2 separate regions of the Homo sapiens genome follow, and region 2 is linked to region 1. Evidence: read pairs that join two places in POLR2A ChIA-PET (ENCODE). Cell type or tissue: Panc1. All regions are shown on one strand. Each heading gives the region's core, and the rest is flanking DNA. Links, peaks and the distances in the headings are about the cores only.

Evidence for each region. ChIA-PET counts read pairs that join two places held together with the same protein. Peaks named below come from ENCODE experiments on the same cell type or tissue, not always from the same donor. Only the 100,000 strongest peaks of a DNase experiment are listed, where the experiment ranks them.
Region 2: POLR2A ChIA-PET joins it to region 1 with 8 read pairs; 9 of 35 experiments call an interaction of 5 or more read pairs at or near these places.

Annotation. Positions count from the first base shown.
Region 1 is chr2:9,623,039-9,629,575 of GRCh38, forward strand. All of the region lies in intron 2 of YWHAQ (tyrosine 3-monooxygenase/tryptophan 5-monooxygenase activation protein theta), which reads right to left. Among named protein-coding and RNA genes, the nearest start is that of YWHAQ, 4.7 kb to the right of the region's middle. In Panc1, for the core only: no CTCF peak of the experiment used is centred there; no DNase peak of the experiment used is centred there; H3K4me3 peaks cover 1,722 bases; H3K27ac peaks cover 2,532 bases.
Region 2 is chr2:9,814,952-9,823,105 of GRCh38, forward strand. No RefSeq gene overlaps it. Among named protein-coding and RNA genes, the nearest start is that of TAF1B, 24 kb to the right of the region's middle. RefSeq lists enhancers at 4,816-6,015, 5,341-6,244. In Panc1, for the core only: no CTCF peak of the experiment used is centred there; no DNase peak of the experiment used is centred there.

The DNA of each region.
Region 1 (6,537 bases), core at 1-5,000:
AGATTTCCCAACTGCCAAAGCAACACCTTGACTGAACTAATCCCATGCTATGGTATCATGTTCTAAATGAAACTACATGAGACTTAAAAATACTAGTTTTCTTAAGCAGTCCTTTGTGAGAAGGGAGGTGGTCCTCATACATCCAATACTGAACAAGGAGATAAGACGTTAAACCTTCTGGTCACCAGATTTTTGTTAGCCTTAAAAACTTGCTTGTGCTGGAAAGGGTTAGGGGAAATGAATGACCTTCTCAACCACTGCTGATGACAGTGTATACACATACCTTTTCAGAAGGCTATCTGGAAAAAACCGCACATCTTTTGATTTGGAAATTCCACTTCGAGAACTTAAGTAAATCCTAGCATAAAGCATGCAACAACGATCTTCTTCCCAGGGGTTGTTTGGAGAAAAATTGTTGACAGTGTTCACCACTGCATTAAAAGTCTGAACCACGGCCGGGTGCAGTGGCTCACGCCTATAATCCCAGCACTTTGGGAAGCCGAGGCGGGAGGATCACCTGAGGTCGGGAGTTTGAGACCAACCTGACCAACACGGAGAAACCTCGTCTCTACTAAAAATACAAAATTAGCCGGGTGTGGTGGTGCATGCCTGTAATCCCAACTACTTGTGAGGCTGACACAGGAGAATTGCTTGAACCCGGAGGCAGAGGTTGAGGTGAACCAAGATTGCGCCACTGCACTCTAGCCTGGGCAACAAGAGCAAAACTCTGTCTCAACAAAATAAATAAATAAATAAATAAAATTAAATTTAAAAAGTCTGAACCACATATGCCAAGCTACTATGAAGGAGGGGAGGAGATTTGCCGTTCATCAATTTTCACTGCATCTAATAGATTTCAATATAATTGCAGTCTGTGCGAAGTCTTTAAAAGAGCTCAGGGCTTTGGAGACAACTATGAAGAAGTGGCACTTTGAAAATATAGGACCCGGCCAGACACAGTGGTTCACGCCTGTAATCTCAGCACTCTGGGTGGATTGCTTGAGCTCAGGAGTTCAAGACCAGCCTGGGCAACATGGCAAAACTTCATCTCTACAAAAAATACAAAAATTAGCCAGGCATAGTGGCAAGTGCCTGTAGTCCCAGCTACTCCGGATGCTGAGGTGGGAGGATGGCTCGAGCCCGGGAGGTGGAGGTTGCAGTGAGCCCAGATGGCGCAACTGCACTCCAGCCTAGGCCACAGAGCCAGACTCTGTCTCAAAAATAAAAACAAATCAAATCAAACCAAACAAAAAATAGGACCCACTGAATAAGTTTCAGTAAGGTGAACTGTAGAGTTTGAACAGCATACACACAATAATGACAAGGGGAAAAATGACAAGTCTAGCTAGACAAGAGGTTCAGGTAAGATATCAACACGTTAGGAAGAAGCCAAAGGACAGCATGACACAATCCAATACAACTTAATACAGCTCATTTTATTTATGGACTAATCCAAGGCATCTCAACCTTGGCATTATTGGCATGGGGGGGGCTGGGGTCTTCGTTGGGGAGTGTCCTGTGCACCGCATGATGTTTAGTAGCATTCAGGCCTCTCTACCCACTAGACGTGAGCAGCACCTTCCTTCCTCAAGTCTTAACCCAAAAGGTCTCCAGATGTTGCCAAAATTCCGCTGGGGGCAGTGGGGAGTGGGTAAAATCACCTGGTTGAGTGACACGAACCTAACCTTAAACTTACAATATTCTATTTCACTCTTTTTTTTTTTTGAGACAAGAGTTTCGCTCTGTCGCCTAGGCTGGAGTGCAATGGCACAATCTCGCCTCACTGCAACCTCTGTCTCCCCGATTGTAGCAATTTGCCTCAGCCTCCCAAGTAACTGGGATTACAGGTGCCCGCCACTACGCCAGGCTAATTTTTTGTATTTTTAGTAGAGATGGGGTTTTATCATGTTGCCTAGGCTGGTCTCGAACTCCTGACCTCAGGTGATCCACCTGCCTCGGCCTCCCAAAGTGCCAGGATTACAGGCGTGAGCCACCATGCCCAGCCCATTTCATTCTTTAAAAAACAACAACAAAAACCTTGGCTGGGGCACATCTCTACCAAAAATACAAAAAATTAGCCAGGCATGGTGGTGCATGCCTGTAATCCCAGCTACTCGGGAGGCTGAGGCAGGAGAATTGCTTAAACCCGGGAGACAGAGGTTGCAGTGAGCTGAGATGGCGCCACTGTACCCCAGCCTGGGTGGCAGAGCAAGACTCCATCACAAAAAAAAAAAAAACCCAAACCCCCCAAAACTCTTGCCTTTAAGCAGCCTACAATCTAAGGGCAAAACCCACAACGTCAATGAGTTTTTAAATCTTATTACACTATTGTGTGTATAAGAAAGTCTTCAATATTACAGACTAGGAGTTTTGCCCATCACAGGTCTACCTTCCTCGTTAGAAGCATTAATGTCTTATATTTATTAAAATGCACAAATTCCTCAAAACAGAAATTCACACCATGGTCTTAAGTGAGCTGCCATGTACTTAGGGCCTACTGTGTTTCATGTCATAAGCAGTTACACCACTTGGGTTAAAATCCTTGCTCTTAACACTTACTAGCTTTGTAATCTTGACCACATTACTAACTTCTTTATGCCTCATTTTCCTCAACTCTGAAACAGAGATACTATCAACCTACCTTAGGGGAGCAAAGTGAGTATAAAGTGCTTAAAATAGTGTTTAGTGTGCAGTGAATACCTGGTAAATGTTAATTATGAGCCATTATTCTAACTACAAGCCCATAAAGGCAGGCACCATCATCAATTTACAGAAGAGAGAGAGTCTGAGGGATTAAGAAATTTGCCAGAGTCCACGAAAATAAAAGGTAATGGAGCAACGATTCAAAAATTGATTCAGAGCCCATACTTTTTCCACTGTGTCAATAAAATCACATTCAGATTCATTAACTATGAAGAAAAACATATCAGTCTTACTAAAAAATAATGAGCAGCGTAAGACATTTTTTATTGAGATTAAATTTAAACACAACTAAATTCAAGCATACTACTCAATTAAGGTTACAAAGCTTTTACACTAAGACAGACAACTTCCAGAGATTCCCTACATACTATTTTAACTCTCATTTTTAAAAATTGCGATATGCACTTTAGTTTCTGAAATTGTTTATGCATTATGCTGAAGTAATTTACTGAAATTCTACTAGAACTGATGTACAGGAGAGGATAATATGATGTCTAAGATAGAAATTATCTTGTATACACTCAAACTGCCTGGTTCTTATTCCAAGGTCACTGACTTTGTAAATGACAGATTTTGTTCCCAAGTCCCAGAAGAGCTTTGTGAACCCCTCTAACTTTTTCCATTTGCCCTTCCCTCACATCCAAGTTCTTCTTAATGACTCCTAAACATCTTACCTGTAATATTTAAGCCCAGGGTTTTGTTTTTGTTTTCAGAGTCTCGCTCTGTGGCCCAGGCTGGAGTGCAGTGGCACATCTCGGCTCACTGCAACCTTCGCCTCCCAGATTCAGGTGATTCTCCTGCCTCGGCCTCCCGAGTAGCTGGAACTACAGGCATGTGCCACCACGCCTGGCTAATTTTTTTGTATTTTTAGTAGAGACGGGGTTTCACCATGTTGGCCAGGCTAGTCTCCAACTCCTGACCTCAGGTGATCCACCAGCCTTGGCCTCCCAATGTGCTGGGATTACAGGCATGAGCCACCACATCCAGCCAAAGCCCAGTTTTTTTGTGTCTAAATTTTGCTCTTGCCAACACTCAGTAAGATCACCAATGACTTCTGCCTCACTTCTTTCTGAAGCCATTTCCCTAAAGTCACCAGTTTTCAACCTGTCATGTATTCTTCAATCTGGACTTTAAAAACTACTCATTTAAGAGGTGGAAGGATGTCAGAGCAGAGCAGAATGGCTAGGACCTGCATTACTCTACAGCCCCAAACCATGAGAACTCGAAGAGACTTAGAAAGTTAAGCCCAAAGTCTTCGGTTTTACAATGACACTGAGAGACAGCTCTAACTGGATGAAATCTTAACTCCCCTCATCTTAGAGAGTTTGGTTCACTTATAGTTCTTTACTCTTGGATTTTAACATTTTTTTGTGCTTCCACGGTTCAGTAACCTCTTTCAATACCGTGATTATCAAAAGGGTTGAGAGTTGTTCACACAGTTATTTTGAATACATGGTTTAAGTAATTCTGCCCCAACCTACTCTATGAAAGGGAGGAGGCTGAGAATATCTGCTCTTTTCTACCAAAAATTTAGCTATCCTTCATGTTACTTTAACTAGTCTTCTATAATTACCAAGTTAGTCTCACCTCCTCCACACCAAATCTTTCTTCCTGTTCACCAAAGGAAAAAAAGAAAACCCTATGTTAGCACGCATGTTCAAAAACTTTAGGTGTTACTCTACTTTCCTAGACTCCTTATTAAATTACTAACTCATCAATTATCACTTGTCTTATAACTTCCTTATCTGTCAGTTCAGATCACAGACTGGTTAGTCAGCCCTCAAACCACGAATTCTAGATGCTGCTACATGTACAGTGGTGCTGACATCTGTAATCCCAGGACTCTGGGAGGCCAAGTCATGAGGACTGCTTGAGGCCAGAAGTTCAAGACCAGCCTGGGTGTAACAAGATCCCATCTCTACAATAAATAAATAAAACTTTAAAAAAACCAGTTTCCCATGAACCAAATGAAGAAACCCCCCTTACTCCAATCTTCTATAAATGATGATGGCTGCCTTCCTTTCCAGGCTTGTCTCCTGCAGCAACTCTGCACATGAACTCTGCTCCAGCCACACCGACACACTGTTCCCCGAACAAGCCCTACCCCGGATATTCCTTTAATACTGACACCTCCGCCAGCCTCTTCCCTCAACGTTCACCCCAAAAAAACGGTATCTTTGTGAAGCCTTTTCAAAGGTTTCTATTTCCTTCAGACTACATAGCATTGTGTTCATTAACCATCTGATGGGAATATTGTGGTATTTATGTTTGTGTATCTCTCACATGCTCTCTAAATTATAAATCATCAGAGGGCAAAATCCACGGTTCTGTTTTGTTCCTCCCCATATTGCTCAGAGCACAGTGCCTGGCACACAGAAAGCTCTCAATACAGTTGCCAACTTGAAGAAGTGCTTTCCCAAGATATTTTTTATAGGTTGGCCACCAAGCCCCAGTTAGCCTCTTAAGCCATTTTATGAATATTTCATTTATGCCTTGGTGTCTCGGATTCATCAAACTAAACTATTCTATGTCTTCTCAGTATATAAAAGAGACTGTCCTAAATTCAGGGGTTGTCCCCATTGAAATGGTCTGTATGAAAGTTCTATTCTAATAACACCTGGTCTCTCTCTCAAGCTACGTATCAACTAAGCAAAACTCTTCCCCGACTTACGCCATCATAAAAAGCAGAATTTATAAGAGCCACAAAATAAAACGAATATTCCTTTGGCTCAGAGTCACCTTGCTCGAGAACAAGAAAAATCACGCGGTGATTCTGAATTGCTTCAAGGTAACTAATTGAAAAGCAATAAACTGAACAGAAATGAAATATGCTGTAAGAGTATCCAAAATACATACATAGAAAACCTTAACATATGGAATTCTTATGAGTCTTCCCTTGGTAACAGATAATGCTGTTAACAGCCATTACCATATGTTACTCAAGTTGAAGTCTACCACTACTTTCAAGTTGGCAAAATTTTTTAATACGAGCAATTCAGTCCAAAAAGCTTTTACAAGTGCTTCTTCAATGCCAAGCAGGGACTGGAAGCTAAGAGCACACGGAAGAATACAACGAAGTTTTGACTTCATAAAGTAAATAATCTTAAGTTTTCTCCACTTTAGTACACACTGTCTGCATTACTTTCTTTGCCTCTTTACCAGTTATTTCCATCAGCCATGATTTTGTCCGGATCGCCTGTCATCGTATTAGAAAAATAGATAGGTTAAAAAAGTTTCGTGGATTTTTTTTTTTTAAACAAGGGGTGGGGAACATATTCCCTGCCCCACCATTCTGATGAGATGAAGAAAGGCGGCTTGGGGGGTGGGGGTGGGGGAGGAGGCCAGGGAGAAATTATTTCTTCCATTCCCTTTTGAAAAATCCCCAGTCTAGTATGCTTGTCTATCAAAGCCCACCTAAAATATGATGTGCACAAACACATCAAAAATAAGTAGGCCTCTTGTAAAAGTGACACTTAAAAGGCAAACCATATGAGATTATTTCCCATTTTATTCATAGAAATGACTCTTGGCAGCACTGAAACATTTAAAAACACTCCTGGATATAATGCTGGTATTTCAGTTTTAAAAACTTATCCTACGGATCAAAAGATCCATGGAATGACAAAGCTAAAAATGTTCTCTCTCACTAATAAGGGTGAATCACAGCAGCCACCTACTCCACCCAACAATCGTCCTTGCTAAGACTGGACAGTTCAAAACCTGGAAAGCTTTCCTTGTCTGCTCCACACTGGAAACGAATTCACTTCAACACTAGTGTTTAAGCACAGGTGTGCAACAGCAAGGAAATGTTATTAAATGTTGAAATTTACCAGG
Region 2 (8,154 bases), core at 1,354-6,353, 190 kb after region 1:
GCTGAGCATTTTAACAGGAGCCCTCAGCAAGCAAACTCTTAGTCAAGGGGGTGACCCCTAGTGACATTTCAGGCTTTGGGGAGACCAAATCTAGAAGTCTTCTGAAGTCCCTGAAATCAGAGAAATGGGACCATTCTAATAACCAGAAAAATCAGCTTCCTTTGACCCTAGGCGTCTTCTCAGGTCCCCAAGGACAATCTCCTGCTTAATGCACATGACATCATGTTGACCCATTGGCCCAGGGTTAGCCTTCAGCTCTGCCCCCACCCTAGATCCTACTATAGCTGGAAGGTGGCGACCATTTGAACGTGGGACAAGGGACCATTTCTCCCTAGCAAGATGAAGTCACTTACCCAAGCCTTTGTGACAAGTCCGCATCAGAGCCAGCCCAGAGCTGCATCTCTTCCAGCCCTAAGACTGATGAGATAGATAGATAGATATTTGCCTTCAGAACAGGAAGGCTTTTTGTTAATGACTTTTTGTTAATGTTTCAGGGAGAGGAGCAGAGGAGCTCAGTCCAGTATGATTGGCATTTGGTGAAACCTAGTGGTGCAAATGTTCTGATTGGGATGTAACTAACACTCATCCATCTAACCCCTCTAATGTAATCCAGAGTCAATGCACCGTCTCGAGTCTCCCTCTCTCTTCAACACCCCACCCACCTCGCGTCAATATGGAAATACCGTCATTAAAGATAATTACCGAAGGAACAAGCCCCCTGGAGAGTACAACCATGAGGATAACATGCAAAAAGAAAAACTTAAAGCTCTCCATGAAAATTTACTAAGCTAAGGCAACAGAACCTTCTAATGAGTCCAGGTGCGGGCACCATGAGGTCTGTGTGAGGAAGGTCTGGTGACCTCTAAAAAGGACAGCTGTGGAAGAGGCTCAGGCAGGAATGGCGGATCCACTGTCGGCCTCACTGTCGGCCTCGCCCGGGAATCCGTCTTCATCTTTTCCCTTCTCATGAAGCTGTCTGTTGCCAGGCTGGCTATGGGGCTGCCTTATCCACACAGGAAGCTCACTTTTTGAGAAGGCAGCTGAGCCACGTGATGTCAGACGGAGCAGGGACTTCTGTTTGTCAGTGTCAACCATCTGGGAGCCAAAGGTGTTTCCACAACCACAAGAACCGGTTGAGATATTTTACTTGGATCTCTGGGCATTGCACACATCTGCGTTCCAGCAAGTGACCTCCACGCATGGAGGCAGCGGAGAGGAAGGGAGCTAGCTCCAGGAGCCGCAAAGCTCAGCACATTGGCTACAACACAGCCGGCCGATGACTCTAACGCCAAGAAGGAACTCTGGAAGAGAGGAGATCGTGGTTTATGACTCTCTGTGTCCTCCACACAGACAGCAAAGCACCAACAAAGGATAAAAAAAAAAAGAAAGAAAGAAAGAAAGAGAAAAACCAATACAACATTGATGAATTACGACTCCTTAACATACTCTGTATCCTGTGAGAGAAGTTAATATTCTCCCATTCTCATTGATGAAAATCAGAGGCAGGAAGAGGCCCAGAGGTTTAACCACACTGGGATGTTTCTCTGTGTGTGCGTGTGTGTGTGTGTGTGTGTGTGTGTGTGTGTGTGTGTGACAGAGAGAGAGAGAGACAGAGAGACAGAGTCTTGCTCTGCTACTCAACTCACTGCAACCTCCACCTCCTGGGTTCAAGCAATTCTCCTGCCTCAGCCTCTCAAGTAGTTGGGATTACAGGCGCCAGCTGCCATGCCTGGCTAATTTTTTTTTTTTTTTTGTATTTTTAGTAGAGATGGGGTTTCATTATGTTGGCCAGGCTGGTCTCGAACTCCTGACCTCAAGTGATCTGCCCACCTCGGCCTCCCAAAGTGCTGGGATTACAGGCCTGAGCCACCATGCCTGGCCAGATGTTTCTTAAGGACAGCTTGCCCATGTCCAATCCACAGGGGCCTATAGTCCTACACACTAGTCTGGACTATTCCTAAAATCCACCAGTCACTTTGCGGCCTGCAGATCTTGCCCGTGGACTCCCTCTCCCCGACATTTCTTTTCCTTTTCTCCCCCAGTACAGTCCTGGTCCTGATCATTGTTTATAGGCTTTTATTTTTATTTTTGAGACGGGGTCTTACTCTGTTGCCCAGGCTGTAGTGCAGTGGCGCGATCACAACTCACTGTACCTCCTGGGCTCAAGCAATCCTCCCACCTCAGCCTCCCAAGTAGTTAGGACTACAGGCAAACATCGTCGTGCCTGGCTAATTTTTAAATTTTTTGTGTAGCTGGTGATCTTACTAGGTTGCTCAGGCTGATCTTGAACTCCTGATCTGAAGTCATTCTCTTGCCTCGGCCTCCCGAAGTGCTGGGATTATAAGCATGAGCCACTGTGCCTGGCCTATGTATGGTCTTTTTAAAGCCAGCTTCTCAAGAACCTTCTATAATTCCTCTGGCCAGAGTTTAAAAAAAAGAAGAAAAAGATGGCCAGGCAGAGTAGCTCACGCCTGTAATTGCAGCACTTTGGGAGGCCGAGGTAGGCGGTTCACCTGAGGTCAGGAGTTCGAGACCAGCCTGGCCAACATGGTGAAACCCCATCTCTACTAAAAAAACAAAAAAAATAGCTGGGCATAGTGGCAGGCGCATGTAATCCCAGCTACTCAGGAGGCTGAGACAGGAGAATCGCTTGAACCCGGGAGGCGGAGGTTGCAGTGAGCCGAGATTGTGCCATTGCACTCCAGCCTGGGCAACAACATCAAAACTCTGTCTACTAAATTGAATATCTGCACACCCTATGAGCCAGCAAGTCCACTTCTAGGTTTACAGCCAACAGAAATGCATGCAGATGTACCAAGAAACAAGTACAGTACTCAGCAGCCATTGCTCTTTCCATATGTCCATCAACAAGAGAATGGATGAATATATGTTTATAAAATGGAGTGCTATATGACAATGAAGGGGAAGCAAACTATTAATACCACTACACACAATGACATGAGTCTCGAGTCCAAGAAACCAGACCCGAGTGTGTATAAACTGTGACTACATTTATATAAAGTTCAAAAGCAAACAAAACTAATGCATGGTAGTCAGGAGACTGGCTACTTTTGGGAGGTAAGGACTGGATGATGATAATATTATAATGTCCTGTTTCTTAACATGGGTAGTGATTTACATGATGTATTCACTTTGTTAAAGTTCAACAAGATATATACTTATGACTTGTGCACTTTTTGTACGTGATTTGTGCACTTTGACTTTTTTAGTTGAAAAGTAAGGTGTGAGTGTGCTTCCTTCACAAACCCTTTTCTCCCAGCTGCTTGCAGATGATGATGAGACCATAGGGGATGGTGGAGCAAGAGGCTGGGAGGAACCTCAATCCTTGAGTCACTCAGTGGAGGAAAGCTACCCACGCCCAGGAACAGCCACCTTGACCAAGACCTGGCAAGCAGTAGACTTCTATCTACTATGTGTGTTTAAGCTAGAAAAAAAAAGAGAAGGAAGGAAGGGAAGGAGGGAGGGAGGGAAATAAATGGTGCTTAATATTTCAATAGCAATGATTAGGAAAAGAAGAACATTAGGGTTTTGTTGTTACAAAGGTGGCAAACTCGCCTGGATTTCTGCCTCCATTCCCCTAAAGCAACCTAGTGAATTAAGAAGGCGGCTGAAAAAGGAATGAGGAAGGGCTCTATAAATTGTTATGGAATTATTTTCAGAATATGTTAGCAGGTAGAAAAAATAAAATCCACATGTGGTATGTTACTTTTTGTGTAAGAAAGAGAAATTTTTAAAAATATACAAATCTGTTTATTTTTGCAAAAAGAAACACAAGAAAGATAAACTAGAAACTAATGAAATTAATTACCTACAGAGGTGGGAGGGAATGGAATAGAAGGGAAAGGGGACAGAAGGATATTTCCCTGAGTATACCTTTTTTGCATCGTTTCAACAAACTTTTGTAACATTGTTAATGTGTTACTTATTCAGTAAGTAAAATTCAGTCAGATTGTATGGGGAGGGGTGATCCCTAAAACAGAGAAAAACCAAAACAAATAAATTGAATAAACATCAACCATAGGGGAAAACAGAAAGCATCCCCCACATCTGTGTTTATCTTCACATGGCATTTTCCTGTGTGTTTCTATGTCCAAATTACATGTCCCGCCCGCCTCCCCTCCCCAGTTTTTTTTTTTGTTTTTTTTTTTGTTTTGTTTTGTTTTTTTTTTGTTTTTTTTTTTTTTGAGACGGAGTCTCGCTCTGTCGCCCAGGCCAGACTGCGGACTGCAGTGGCGCAATCTCGGCTCACTGCAAGCTCCGCTTCCCGGGTTCACGCCATTCTCCTGCCTCAGCCTCCCGAGTAGCTGGGACTACAGGCGCCCGCCACCGCGCCCGGCTAATTTTTTGTATTTTTAGTAGAGACGGGGTTTCACCTTGTTAGCCAGGATGGTCTCGATCTCCTGACCTCATGATCCACCCGCCTCGGCCTCCGAAAGTGCTGGGATTACAGGCGTGAGCCACCGCGCCCGGCCCAGTTTTTTTTTTTAAAGAGACAAGGTCTCGCTCTGGCACCCAGGCTGGAGTGCAGTGGCGTCATTATAGCTCACTGTAGCCTCAGTCCTCCTGGGCTCAAGCTATCCTCCTGCCTTAGCCTCCCAAGTGTGAGAAATATTGAAAAGGGCTTCCTGGAGGTGGCGAAAGAGGATGTTCGCCTTTCAGGACCCAAGACCCCTAGGTGGTTCCTGCCTTCAGAGAATTTTCTGCTCGGAGTCCCTGTTCCACAGGAGCAACCCCGGGAGCCGCCACACTCGGCAAGGTGTCATCCGTTGGGTGGCTGGGGCACAGAGCTGGGGAACTGAGTGATGTCAGAACCAGGCCTGACCATACCTCGGTGCGGCCATGGGTCCCCAGGCCTCCTCAGCAGCAACGCTGGGCCCACTAAAGATCCCAGGGTCCCTCCAGCGTTCTCAGCTCTAGCGTTTGGCATTTGTGGTGGGGAGACATTAATGCTCTGCTGGTATGTGCGGATCTGGGGTTGTATATGCTTCTAGAACACGGGCCTGTGGGTTCTCAAGCTCCTGCTTGACACGGAGCCAACCTGGAGCCTGCTCTTCACACAGGGTTTGGTCCCAGGGAGACCCACAAGCCCACACAGGAGCCCTGGATATCAGCCTGCCAGGTGTCGGCAGTCACCGTGGGCCTCTCTTCTCTCTTCATACACCAGGAACCAACCCAGCCAGGTTAAAGGACTTGCCCAAGGTCACGCGGAGGAAAGCTGGTTGGTGCCAAGTGGTTAGGAGAGAAAGGGTGAGGTCATGAGAGCAAACCTAAGAGGGCTGCTACCGACTCCCAGGATGAAATCACAGATGAAGTCACAGAATCGGAATGCTGGCTTTGGGAGAGACCGCCCTGCTCCTTCAGGAAGCTGGGGGTGGGGGCGGGAGTGGGGGCGGGGAGCAGGTGCAGGGGAAGGGGTAAGAGCTCAGACTCTGGACTTAGAAGGATCCGATTGATGATTCCAGATCCCAGTGGCTTCATGAACGTGGGCGAGTTACACAACTTCTCGGTCTCCTGCTTTTCTCCTTAGTAAAACAACCCATGCCCCACGGAGGTGCCGTAAAGACAGAACGACTCTGCAGATAGCGTTAAGCACGATGCCAGCCACCTTGGAGGCGCACAGTACATACGGCTCATGGCATTTCAGGGAGCGGCAAGCCAGTTGCTGCCAACCCGCCCGATGACTGTGTCTAAGGCGGAATCTGGAAGCCTCTCTGAGCCTCCGTCTCCCTCACTGTCCCCTCGGGGTGAGGGAGGCCACTCTATAAGGAGACCATGTGTGTGGAAGCACCTTGGGAAACGCTGCGCGCAGGCCGGGACCCAGGGCAGTCGGCCTTCCTTATCCATGGATTCAATGAACTGCAGATGGAAAACATTTGAAAAAGATGTTTAAAAATAAAAAAATAACAATTTATTAATTTTTCTTTTTTTTTTTTTTTTTTTGAGATGGAATTTCTCTCTTGTTGCCTAGGCTGGAGTGCAGTGGTGTGATCTCGGCTCACTGCAACGTCTGCCTCCCAGGTTCAAGGGATTCTCCTGCCTCAGCCTCCCGAGTAGCTGGGATTACGGGTGCCCACCACCATGCCCGGCTAATTTTTTGTATTTTTAGTAGAGACGGGGGTTCACCATGTTGGCCATGCTGGTCTCAAACTCCTGACCTCAGGTAATCCACCCACCTTGGCCTCCCAAAGGGCTGGGATTACAGGTGTGAGCCACCACACAATTTAACAATTAAAAATATATATAAATGGCTGGTCGCAGTGGCTCATGCCTGTACTCACAGCTGTCTGGGAGGCTGAGGTGGGCGGATCACTTGAGGCCAGGAGGATCGCACGAGACCAGCCTAGCCAACATGGCCAAACCCGGTCTCTATTTAAAATACAAAAAATTAGCCAGAAGTGGGGGCATGTGCCTATAATCCCAGCTGTTTGGGGTGAGGCCCAAGAATCTCTTGAACCCAGGAGGCAGAGCTTGCAGTGAGCCGAGATCAAGCCACTGCAATCCTGCCTGGGTGACAGAATGAGGCTCTATCTCAAAACGAACAAACAAACAAAAACCCAAAAAGACATGAATACAGTATAACAACAATTTACATAGCACTTACATTGTACTAGGTATTATAAGTCATCTTGAGATAATTTAAAGTATACAGAAGACATGAGTAGGTTATATGCAAATACTACACCATTTCCTATTGGTGACTTGAGCATCCATGGATTTTGGTATCCACAGAAGGTCCTGGGACCAATCCCCCATGGACAGTGAGGGATGACTTTGCTGTGATTACTATTACCGGTGATCTGGTCCTAAGTACAGACCCAGGTGGCTGTGATTTGTATGTTTGTCCCTTCCGAAACTCATGTTGAAACTTAATCCCCAATGTTTCCATATTAAGAGGTGGGGCCTTTAAGAGGTGATTGGGTGAGGGATCCACCCTGCTGAGTGGGTGAATGGATTAATGGATTATCCCAGGAGTGGGTTGTTTACCTGGAGAGCACCCTTGCCCTGCGATGCCCCCTGCTGTGTTAGGAGGCCGCACAAGGCCCTCACCAGCAGCCCATCTGTCTGACTTTAATTTGAGAAGTCAATCCTAGGCCAAGGCAGCCCATGTCTGTACTGAGCCCCCACCTCAACTCCTTCAAAGAGTCCTGTTCCTGGGTCACCTGTGCTTGGGGACAAGGCAGAGGCCTTGGGGCTGTGACGTGACAGCACCAGCTCATGAGGGCCTGGCTGCTGTGCCAGCCGTCCGTGTAGAAAGGGCCCAGGGCAGGGCACAGGCCGGGCACTGTGAAGCTGAGCTGGCGTGAGTCAGGGCATGGAAGATTCCAGGCTGTCAGGTTCCTTTCTCTCCTGCCTGCCAGAAATGCCAGAATGGGACCCCAGAGGAGCCCGTCTGCATCTGTTGCCTTCGCCCTTGTTAAACAGGACTGATGTGGAGGCTAACATCTAAGAACTTCGGAGCTGGAAGGCGGCTGGTTCAATCACTCATATTCTTGAGGAAAAACTGAGACCCAGAGAGAGAAGAAAGAACTTACCCCGAGACACATGGCCCTGTGGTGGCAACACTCCATTCTCTCTCTTCCACATGGTGCCCTTTGTATGAAAATTCTGATATGTGGAGACTGCAATGTGGACGTGGTTCATTCTGAACTCACAAATGCTTATCCCCCCAAAATAGTCTCGTTTTTGTTTTTGTTTTTGTTTTTTTGAGATGGAGTCTCTGGGCTCTGTTGCCCAGGCTGGATGGAATGCAATGGCGCGATCTTGGCTCATTGCAACCTCTGCTTCCCGGGTTCAAGCGATTCTCCTGTCTCAGTCTCTCGAGTAGCTGGGATTACAGGCACACGCCACCACACCAGGCTAATTTTTGTACTTTTAGTAGAGACAGGGTTTCACCACGTTGGCCAGGCTGGTCTTGAACTCCTGACCTCAAGTGATCTGTCCATCTCGGCCTCCCAAAGCGCTGGGATTATAGGCTTAAGCCACGGCACCTGGCCAGGGTTGTGGATCTTAAACCCAGAATCATCTAACCTTAGTGGCTTAAAGATATTACATACTGACATTATTATTTGTATATTTACACTCGGTACATTGTTTTACGGTTTCCCCTACATCACCTTATTTAACCCTCCCAAC